Linked DNA regions of Homo sapiens: region 2 is linked to region 1. The links are chromatin contacts, found by Hi-C or POLR2A ChIA-PET in ENCODE. All regions are on one chromosome and are shown on one strand. Each heading gives the region's core, a stretch centred on a gene start or an enhancer-like site at or near the end of the contact. The rest is flanking DNA. Distances are from core to core; before and after follow the strand shown. Region 1 holds the start of USP12-AS1 (USP12 antisense RNA 1). Region 2 holds the start of PDX1 (pancreatic and duodenal homeobox 1).

Region 1 (4,166 bases), core at 546-3,045:
GTCACTTTGCTTTGTGCCGATTTCTGATTTTAAGCCTTTTGCAAGCTTCTGCCATGTGTACCACAATGGTGCAATGCCAGTTTTAGGTCTAGACCCTTCTACTTTTTATGGTGCACATTTTAACTTTGATGGGATAGTTAAAAACTATGAGATTTCTTTCAGTAGCTCATTGTCTCATTGTGAACATTTACAGATCAAAAGCTTGTTTTTTGTTTTAACATAGAGGAGGCCACTAGAGGAGGAAGTATAGACCAAGACTCTTAGGATGACTGCAGATCAGTGCAGAACCCCCAGATACTTTCCCTCCCAGCCACAGAAATTGTGTCAGGACTGTGTTTTTTGAAAGACTCATCTGAAGGAAGGAGTAATAGATGGCATTGTAGTTGGGATGGAGGAAGATGGGCAAAGGAAGTTTGCTTTGTGCCTGTTGTGCCAGGCATTGTTCTGAACATCTTCTATACATTTTTCACAGAAACAAGCCATGTTGCAAGTCTTGTTTGCCCTTTTTTGCAGATTAGTAATTTGGAGCTCAAATGTTTAGAACAAATATTTGTTCTAAATTTAAACTTTGGTAACTCTACAGTAGTGCTGCTATTTTAGAATTGTAGCATTTTGGGTTTGCAATAGGTGCTACAAATCTGGTCTCCTGTCTTGCTGATGAGAAAACTGAGGCAGTGTTTTATTGCAGTGGCTCAGTAGTTTAGTTTATATTAGAATGGGGACACGAATGCAGCCTCCTGGTTTGAAGGCTGTCACCCAGTCCCCTGCCCAGCCTGCGGTTGGAACGTTTAAATGCCTACTCTTTGTAGTTCAGGGTTTTCATTGTACCAACATGAAAAGCTATAATGAAAATACCCCTAAAGAAAGAGTCAAAGCCTGGCTTGTTTAGTTCCATCTGTTTGTGCTATTCCTTTCTGTTTGTTTGTTTTCCTTCTCACAGGCCCCTCAGCTGCAGGTCTGTTGGAGTTTGCTGGAGGTCCACTCCAGACCCTGTTTGCCTGGGTATCACCAGCAGAGGCTGCAGAACAGCAAATATTGCTGCCTGATCCTTCCTCTGGAAGCTTTGTCCCAGGGGGCACCAGCCTGTATGAGGTGTCTGTCGGCCCCTACTGGGAGGTGTCTCCCAGTCAGGCTGCACTCCCAGTCAGGGACCCACTTGAGGAGGCAGTCTGTCTGTTATCAGAGCTCGAAACACCATGCTGGGAGAACCACTGGTCTCTTAGACCTGTCAGGCAGGGACGTTTACGTCTGCAGAAGCTGTCTGCTGCCTTTTGTTCAGATATGCCCTGCCCCCAGAGGTGGAATCTAGAGAGGCAGTAGGCCTTGCTGAGCTGTGGTGGGCTCCGCCCAGTTCAAGCTTCCCTGCTGCTTTATGCTGTAAGCACAGAACCACCTACTCAAGCCTCAGCAATGGCGGACGCCCCTCCCCCTGCCAAGCTCCAGCGTCCCAGGTCAATCTCAAACTGCTGTGCTAGCAGCGAGCAAGGCTCCCTGGGCGTGGGACCCATAAGCCAGGCACGGGAGGGAGTCTCCTGGTCTGCCGGTTGCAAAGACCGTCAGAAAAGCACAGTATTTGGGCAGTAGTGTACCCTTCCTCCAGGTACAGTCACTCACAGCTTCACTTGGCTAGGAAAGGGAAATCCCTTGACCCCTTGCGCTTCCCGGGTGAGGGGACGCCCCACCCTGCTTCCGCTCACCCTCCGTGGACTGTACCCACTGTCCAGCCAGTCCCAATGAGATGAACCAGGTACCTCAGATGGAAATGCAGAAATCACCCGCCTTCTGCATCGATCTCGCAGGGAGCTGTAGACCGGAGCTGTTCCTATTCGGCCATCTTGGAAGCAACTCTCAGTTCCATCTGTTTGTGAAGCCTTTCCAAGTTCTCCAGCACTCAGTGTTGTTCCTGTCCAGACTTGCTATAGTACATCCTGTGTTGTGACATAGTTTTGACACTTATTCTCTTATCTCTACATCTTTAAATTTATTTTTAAATGGATTTTTATTTATATGTAATCATGAAAAGCTAATTTTTATTCACTCTCTACTCCCCAGTTGAATTATGATTTTGAAATTTTTCTTATGCTTTTGTATATAAAATTTAAAAAATTTCAACTTAGAGTGATAAATAATATGAAACCCAATACATACATACATACTTACATATTGAAACAAAAGTTTCAGAAGACTTTGTTTACTCCTAATAAAGATGTGTGTCTGATCTGTTTTACTGAAAAAGAAGATGGTAGTGGTCCACTGCAAAGACCTCACCACTCACTAATGGGTGTCACACTTTAAAAGTCATGTTCTCCAGTTACTAGCACAGGGCTAGAGAGAACACAGGTAGTCAGATACTGAATTTCACATAACCCAAGGCCTACTACTTTGATACTCTTTTTATGATTCCTCAAACTCATTGTATAATGTGTTTTGTCATAAATATTCTCATTGCCTTTGATTCAGTTTCTGGGCACATGGTGTTTTCTAGAACAGGTATGAGGGTTAAGCCTTCTCTTTGACTCTTCGCCCTTTCTCATTTATGAGATGAACTTGTTTCACCTTTATACTTTGGATTCATCTTTTTACAGCTCACATTCACTTCTTTGTTGTGTTTATACCTTCACACCGTCACATGGGCTGCTTCCTGTGCCTCCAGAACTTTTCTTATTTTACCAGGTCACGTGCTTTTCCCACCTCTGGGAAGCTTTTCCTGCCTGATTTGGCGGTTCTCCTTTGTGTACTGACCTGATCTAACTTAAAATGATACATGCTGCATTCTAAAATATGACTTGAAACATGAAACTGGAACAGTGTATTGAATTTTCTCTTTATTTATATTAAAGTTGTGTGGAAACTAATAGTTTGGCTATTTAAATACATTTTCCAAATGATAGATGCACATTCTTTTATGTTTTCATCATTTTTAATTTCTTGGTAAGGTGTATTGTTCTCTACTTTATAAAATAGTATATACTGAATATAACTTTTCAAAATGACATATCCTCATAGACACCATTTTTTAGCCATAATCTGGTTTTAGATGTAGATATTGTGGGCCAGGAGATTTTTAAGTTAAGGAATTACATTAATTCCAGATTGAATTGTTTTCTTGAAAACATTCCTGGTTGTTAGTTTACTTTTGTGTGATTTTTATCTTTTTCATAATGGCAGAGTGAAAGGAGTGAAAGGTAGTTAGTTGTATGTTTTCCATGATTGACTATGTAAAAATTATTTAATTGCAGGATAGCCATCTCCCAGATTATTTTTTTCCTATTTGCAGATATTTTTGGGTTGCTCACACATTTAATATATAGTTACTTTTATATTATCAAAATAATAGGTCAAAGGTATCTTTGTAATTTCAACCTATTATTATTTCACTTGGATGGTGATTTCTGGGTGTGAAAAGGACAAGACCTCATCTTTTCAAGAATTCATACTAGGTAAGTTAAAGGAGATACTTGCCCCATTGCCTATGTATTAGTCCATTTTCATACTGTTGTGAAGAAATACCTGAGACTGGGTAATTTATAAAGAAAAAGAGGTTTAATGGACTCTCATTTCCACATGGCTGGGGAGGCCTCAAAATCATAGTGGAATGCAGAAGATCAGCAAAGGCATGTCTTACATGGCGGCAGGCAAGAGAGCGTGTGCAGGGGAACTGCCCTTTGTAAAATCATCAGATCTCATGAGACTTATTCACTATCACAAGAAGAGCATGGGAAGACCCATGCCTTTGATTCAGTTACCTCCTACTGGGTCTCTGCCACGACACGTGGGAATTATGAGAGCTACAATTCAAGATGAGATTTGGGTGGGGACACAGCCAAACTATATCAGCCTACAAATTCTTAGTATTGGATGGCTATTGTTGAGGATATGATGCTATTTCCTAACTCATTCAGGACTTTGTTAATGTTTGACTTTTAATAGACTATCCAACATTGTATATTTAATGTTTTAATGAAATTGGAAGAGCTGATAAATTCATATGTTGCTAAAAATGTGGGGATGGAAGGTACTATAGACAGAAGTTTTACATCTGAGGAAACTGAGGTCTGGAAAGAATGATTTGTTACAGGTCATTTATAATTTAATGTCATGGCCAAGACCAGACTCAAGTCTGTAGCTTTGCTAGTTCAATGATACTTGTAGTATACCATGGTCTC
Region 2 (4,433 bases), core at 666-3,165, 790 kb before region 1:
TCAAGGCCTTTGGCCCGGGCTGCGCGAGCTGGATAAATTTGCAGAGGCGCCGCGGCAGCTTCTGGCGCCCCTGTCAACTGGGTTTCGCTGGAGGTGGGGACGATTGCAGCGCAGTTCAGCCCTCGTCCTGCCTCAGGACCTTCGCCTTAGCAAGAAAGTGAACTAGGAAGAAGAGAGTCCCGTGGACCCCAGGCAAGCTGGGGTCCCCCTCCCTCTCCCGCACAAAGCCCCTCCTGGCTGCGCCTGGGGTCAGTGTCAGGCAGGGCTGGCCAGACCCCGCAGATGGGCGCTGAGGATTTTCGGGGTGGGCCGGGGGACGCCGGCTCGAGCTGCTTCCCCCTACTCCCGGCTGCCAGTTGAAAGGAAAAGGCAACTATTTGCGGTGCAGGTGTGACCAGAAGTGGCTGAGGCACGGCAGCGATGACAGTGAGTAGCGGCGACGACACAGGCCGCGCCGGAACTTGCCGCTCGCGCGGGGCCGCAAAGGACCCGGGGGCTACCCCGTGCCTCCGGCTCCCGGCTCCGGGAAAGACCTTCTGTTCTCTGCCGGCGCGGAGGGCCGCAGGAACCAGGCCTCTCGCCTCCCCACCAGCTAGGCAGGGAGCGCCCATCTCCTGAAAAATTACTTCCTGGGAAGCGGTGCGGGGAGACAGCTTCAATTGCTTTCGGTTGGTGAAAAACGAATTCGCTTCTCAGATTGCTCTCCTAGCTGCCAGGCTCTGACGTTGAGAGGCCGGCTTTCAGCCTCGCGGTGAGCCCCCGCCTTGCCCCAGCCCCTTCCTCTTTACTCCTATCCTGTTTCCACAACCAGGGCAGCCGGACACTGCTGGGTTGGGTGCAGTTTCCTTTCCCTCCCTGCCTTTCTGCACCTACCTGGCGCCCCTAGATGCCTGCCCTTCCTTAACGAAGCGCGGGAAGTGAGGGGCTCCGGGGCTCCGAAGGCGATCTGGGGCCTGGGTCCGAGGCACCCATGTCCCTACTCGGCTTCCTCGATGTGCACTACCAAGGAGTCCTGGGTTCCCGGATCCCCTGCTGGAGGAGGATCTGTAGTGTCCGAAGCCCTGAGCAGGACTCAGCCTCGGCTCTCTAAGGATGGCGCTGGGAGCGCGGGCTCCTGGGGCGAAGATGGGCTCAGCGAACAGGGAAGGAAGGAGTGTACACTCCCAGGAGAGCTGGGTGGGAAAGATGCTTCAAACTGGACTAGAGAAGCACTGCTGTGAGGGATGGGCTCGGTAGCTCCCTGATGTAGTTTAGTCCGACCCGGGATAATCCAAGGCGCCGGGAACAGAGAGAAGGCTCCTGGGAGCGCTTGGAGGTAAGGCGGCCGGGTGAGAACCGGAAAGGAGAAAGGGGTGGGGAGCCAGGCTTACCTGCCCACTGGCCTTTCCACGCGTGAGCTTTGGTAGACTTCATCCATGGGAAAGGCAGCTGGACGCGGTTGGGCTCCTCCAGGACGCCCGGCTCGGCTCCCTCCGGGAAGGGCCCGGCGGGCGGGTGGGGGAGCGCGAGCTGAGCCGGGAGGTGGTGGTGAAGGTGCGCCACCGCGGGGTCGTCGGCGAGGGGGGGCACCTCGTACGGGGAGATGTCCGGGGGGCTGCCCTGCTCCAGCGCGCCCAGGGCGCCAGGGAACGGGTGCGGCGGCGGCGGCGGGGGCTGGCGGCCCATGTACAGGCACGCAGGGGGGCTGGCGCTGAACTCCGGCGCCGGGCCTCGCTGGAACGCGCATGGGTCCTTGTAAAGCTGCGTGGCCGCGTAGTACTGCTCCTCGCCGTTCATGGCTGCGGCCCGGGATTGGGCACCGGGAGCCGGGAGCCGGGAGCCGGGAGTCGGGAGCTGGAGCCGGGGATTTGGCACTGTGTGGCGTTCCCACTCCCGGCGCCACCCCTGCTCGCTTTGACAGCTCCGCACTGATCTCAGAGGGAACCCACAGCCAGCGCGGACCGGCGGGCCGGCCGCCGCACCATAGGCTCCGCGGGGCCCCACGTGGTTCAGCCGGGGGCCGTGATTGGCCTGGCTGGCCGCACTAAGAGGCTAGGCCCAGGTACCCGCGAGCACCTGCTTTTGTTCCAATTTTCTCTCTCAGCTGAGTTTGCTGCACACTCCTGAACGGGCAGCTGGCGGTGCTCCCCAAAATGGGCGCTCACGAAAACATTAGAACCACTCATTTATAGAAACATTTTCACCGTGGCTTAAAAGTTTCTATTTTCCTATATTTTTCTATTTTCTATTTTCCTATATTTTTTCTATTATATTTGATAATGGACATAGTGTGTTTGTTAATTGATGTAGTTTACAAGGAGACATGTTGAGTTTTTAATTTTTTATTTAACTGTTGCGGAATACGATAAAAAAAAAGTTTGCAGACCCAGCTCTCTAGGTCAGAAGCATTTGATTCTATTTTATTTATGAAGTTTGTTCACAGCCACAAAGATGTCGGTTAAAAAACACACGAAACTCTGGCATTCGTTGTGTGTTTTTACTTGTGGATGTGCTGCAAGTACTTCTGGGGTGTAAACGGTAACTTCTGAAGCATTCACAGAGACTTTTTTAAATTCTTTTTTTTAAAAAATTGAAGGGTATTACAAATTTGGGTTTTGGAAAATTGGGGCCCATTTGGCCAGCCCGGAACGTAGCTTCCCAATACAGCGAGGGGGAAAGACGCGGCCTTCCTCTTGGGGCTGCGAAGCAGGGGCAGGTGTTGGCACGGGGGTTCCAGACCCTTGACGACTCTCTACGGGCCGGGACCCTGGCGGAGTTTGCCGGCAGAGAACACTCACTCTCTTCTGCTTGCAATTGAAATAAGGCAAGCAGGAGAGGGGGAAGTGGAGGAAGAGTTACATATTTAGAAAAAGAAATAAAAACGCTGCATTTTCCATGATAACATCTGTGCTTGGCTTCAAACCATTCAGTAACTTCTGGGCATTCTGGGGTCCTGACTTAAACAGGGCCACTTTTTCTGCACCCACTGACGCGGATGGATGACCTCCGGGTGGCGGTGACGTCCAACCCCCTGCCTGGGCATGATCCGCTAGGCCTGGCGGCCTGACCAGCCTCTGACTGGATACTCCCGAAATGAGGACGTTTCTCGAAACGCCACCGTGGGTTTTAGAAAAACTAGACAGCTTTGCAGAAACGTCTCAGCAAGAGAGAGCTTGAACCACAAAGAACCAAGCCAGAGAAAAATCACTGCTCCGCCTTTCCTAAACAACGCACCAACATCCAGACCTTTGAGAGTCAATCTTAATGTATTTCTTTCTTCCTACTGGAAATATTTGTGTTTTAAGTGCGGATTGAGTGCTCTATTCTGAGGACTCTTTATTTTTATTAAAAGACAAAAAAGCCAGTCGGGAATGTGGACTTCTCTGCAGATTCCTTCTCTTGCGGGAGGCCGGTATAGTCTCAGCATTTGCTTCGATGTGTGAGAACTCATGTGTGTGGCTTCCTGGCCTGTGGCCTCATGTGTGTGGCTCTGATGTGTGGCTCCCTGGCTTGTAGATGCCCTTGCTGTCACCGAAGACAGGCCAAGGGAAGCACGGCGGCGGGCGGGGAGAGTTTCGGTGATTTCTTCAGGGAAAAGTGCCACCTGCAGTTTTGGTGGGGGCAGAGAGTGAAAGGCCGTGGGGCCCGGGCACCTAATCTCTGTGCGCCCGCGTCAATGAGTCCATTGTCTGCGGCCGCGGAGAACTCTACCCTATCACCCTGGCCGCGAGTGACCACATCGATCAGGAGGGCAGGCTGGAGGGGGTTGCCTGGCCGCGGCGTGTTGACCCTTGGAGATAATCTGCCGAGTCGCCGAGGGTTGACTTGGCGACGCGGTTATGAGCGGACGGCAAGCTCCGCTCAGGACAAAGATCGGCCACTTTTCCCCTCCCCCTCCTTTTCCTCCCCCTTCCCCTCCTCCCTGGGCACCCCTACACCCACTCTGGACTCAGTCTGCGCCCCACTCTCCCTCCCCTGCTCCCTGCCTCGCCTGCCACCCCCGGAGTGTTTACTTTGCACTTCTCAACTAATTGCACATTTCTGTAAATTGGTCTCCATTTCGATGCTTCATTTGCTTCCATTTAATATTTTTGCTCGGCCCTGCAGAAAGAAAAGAGGCTCTCAGCAGAAAGCAAATCCGCCGGTTGCGGTCGCCGGCAAAAACCCGGGTACCCGCGGCTGTGGGGGAGGAGGAGGGGATCGCCGGGGGTATTCCATGGAGGCGCGTTCTCACTTTCACAATTAGCATTTTCTGCTGCCTGCGACCTATAGAAGGGACCCAGGGAGCAAAGGTCAAACAACCATTTATTATTGTTATTATTATTATTAGATGAAACAAAGTTATCTGGAATTTTATCACGTACAGCCGTATAAAAAACGCATCAAGCGGAACCCTCCGCTTAGTAAGGTCGTGTGTTGTACTTCCCCGTGGATCTAGCTCCTGGTATCGTAAA

Evidence for each region. A loop is a pair of places that touch in the nucleus more often than their neighbours do. ChIA-PET counts read pairs that join two places held with the same protein, here RNA polymerase II (POLR2A).
Region 2: a map of breast epithelium shows a loop between it and region 1 (15-fold over the local background). The contact joins the promoter of PDX1 here to the promoter of USP12-AS1 in region 1. A Hi-C loop is called at or near these places in 1 of 168 maps with a recorded cell type or tissue (breast epithelium). POLR2A ChIA-PET finds 5 or more read pairs at or near these places in 1 of 52 experiments (activated CD4-positive, alpha-beta T cell).

Annotation. Positions count from the first base shown.
Region 1 is chr13:27,123,162-27,127,327 of GRCh38, reverse strand. It overlaps USP12-AS1 (USP12 antisense RNA 1), which reads right to left and starts at 1,795. Exons shown (of 3, transcript NR_046547.1): 1 at 1,752-1,795. The region is part of intron 1 of USP12 (ubiquitin specific peptidase 12); the gene reads left to right. RefSeq lists an enhancer at 1,005-1,504.
Region 2 is chr13:27,917,482-27,921,914 of GRCh38, reverse strand. PDX1 (pancreatic and duodenal homeobox 1) reads right to left here and starts at 1,915. Exons shown (of 2, transcript NM_000209.4): 1 at 1,371-1,915. The coding sequence starts at 1,776.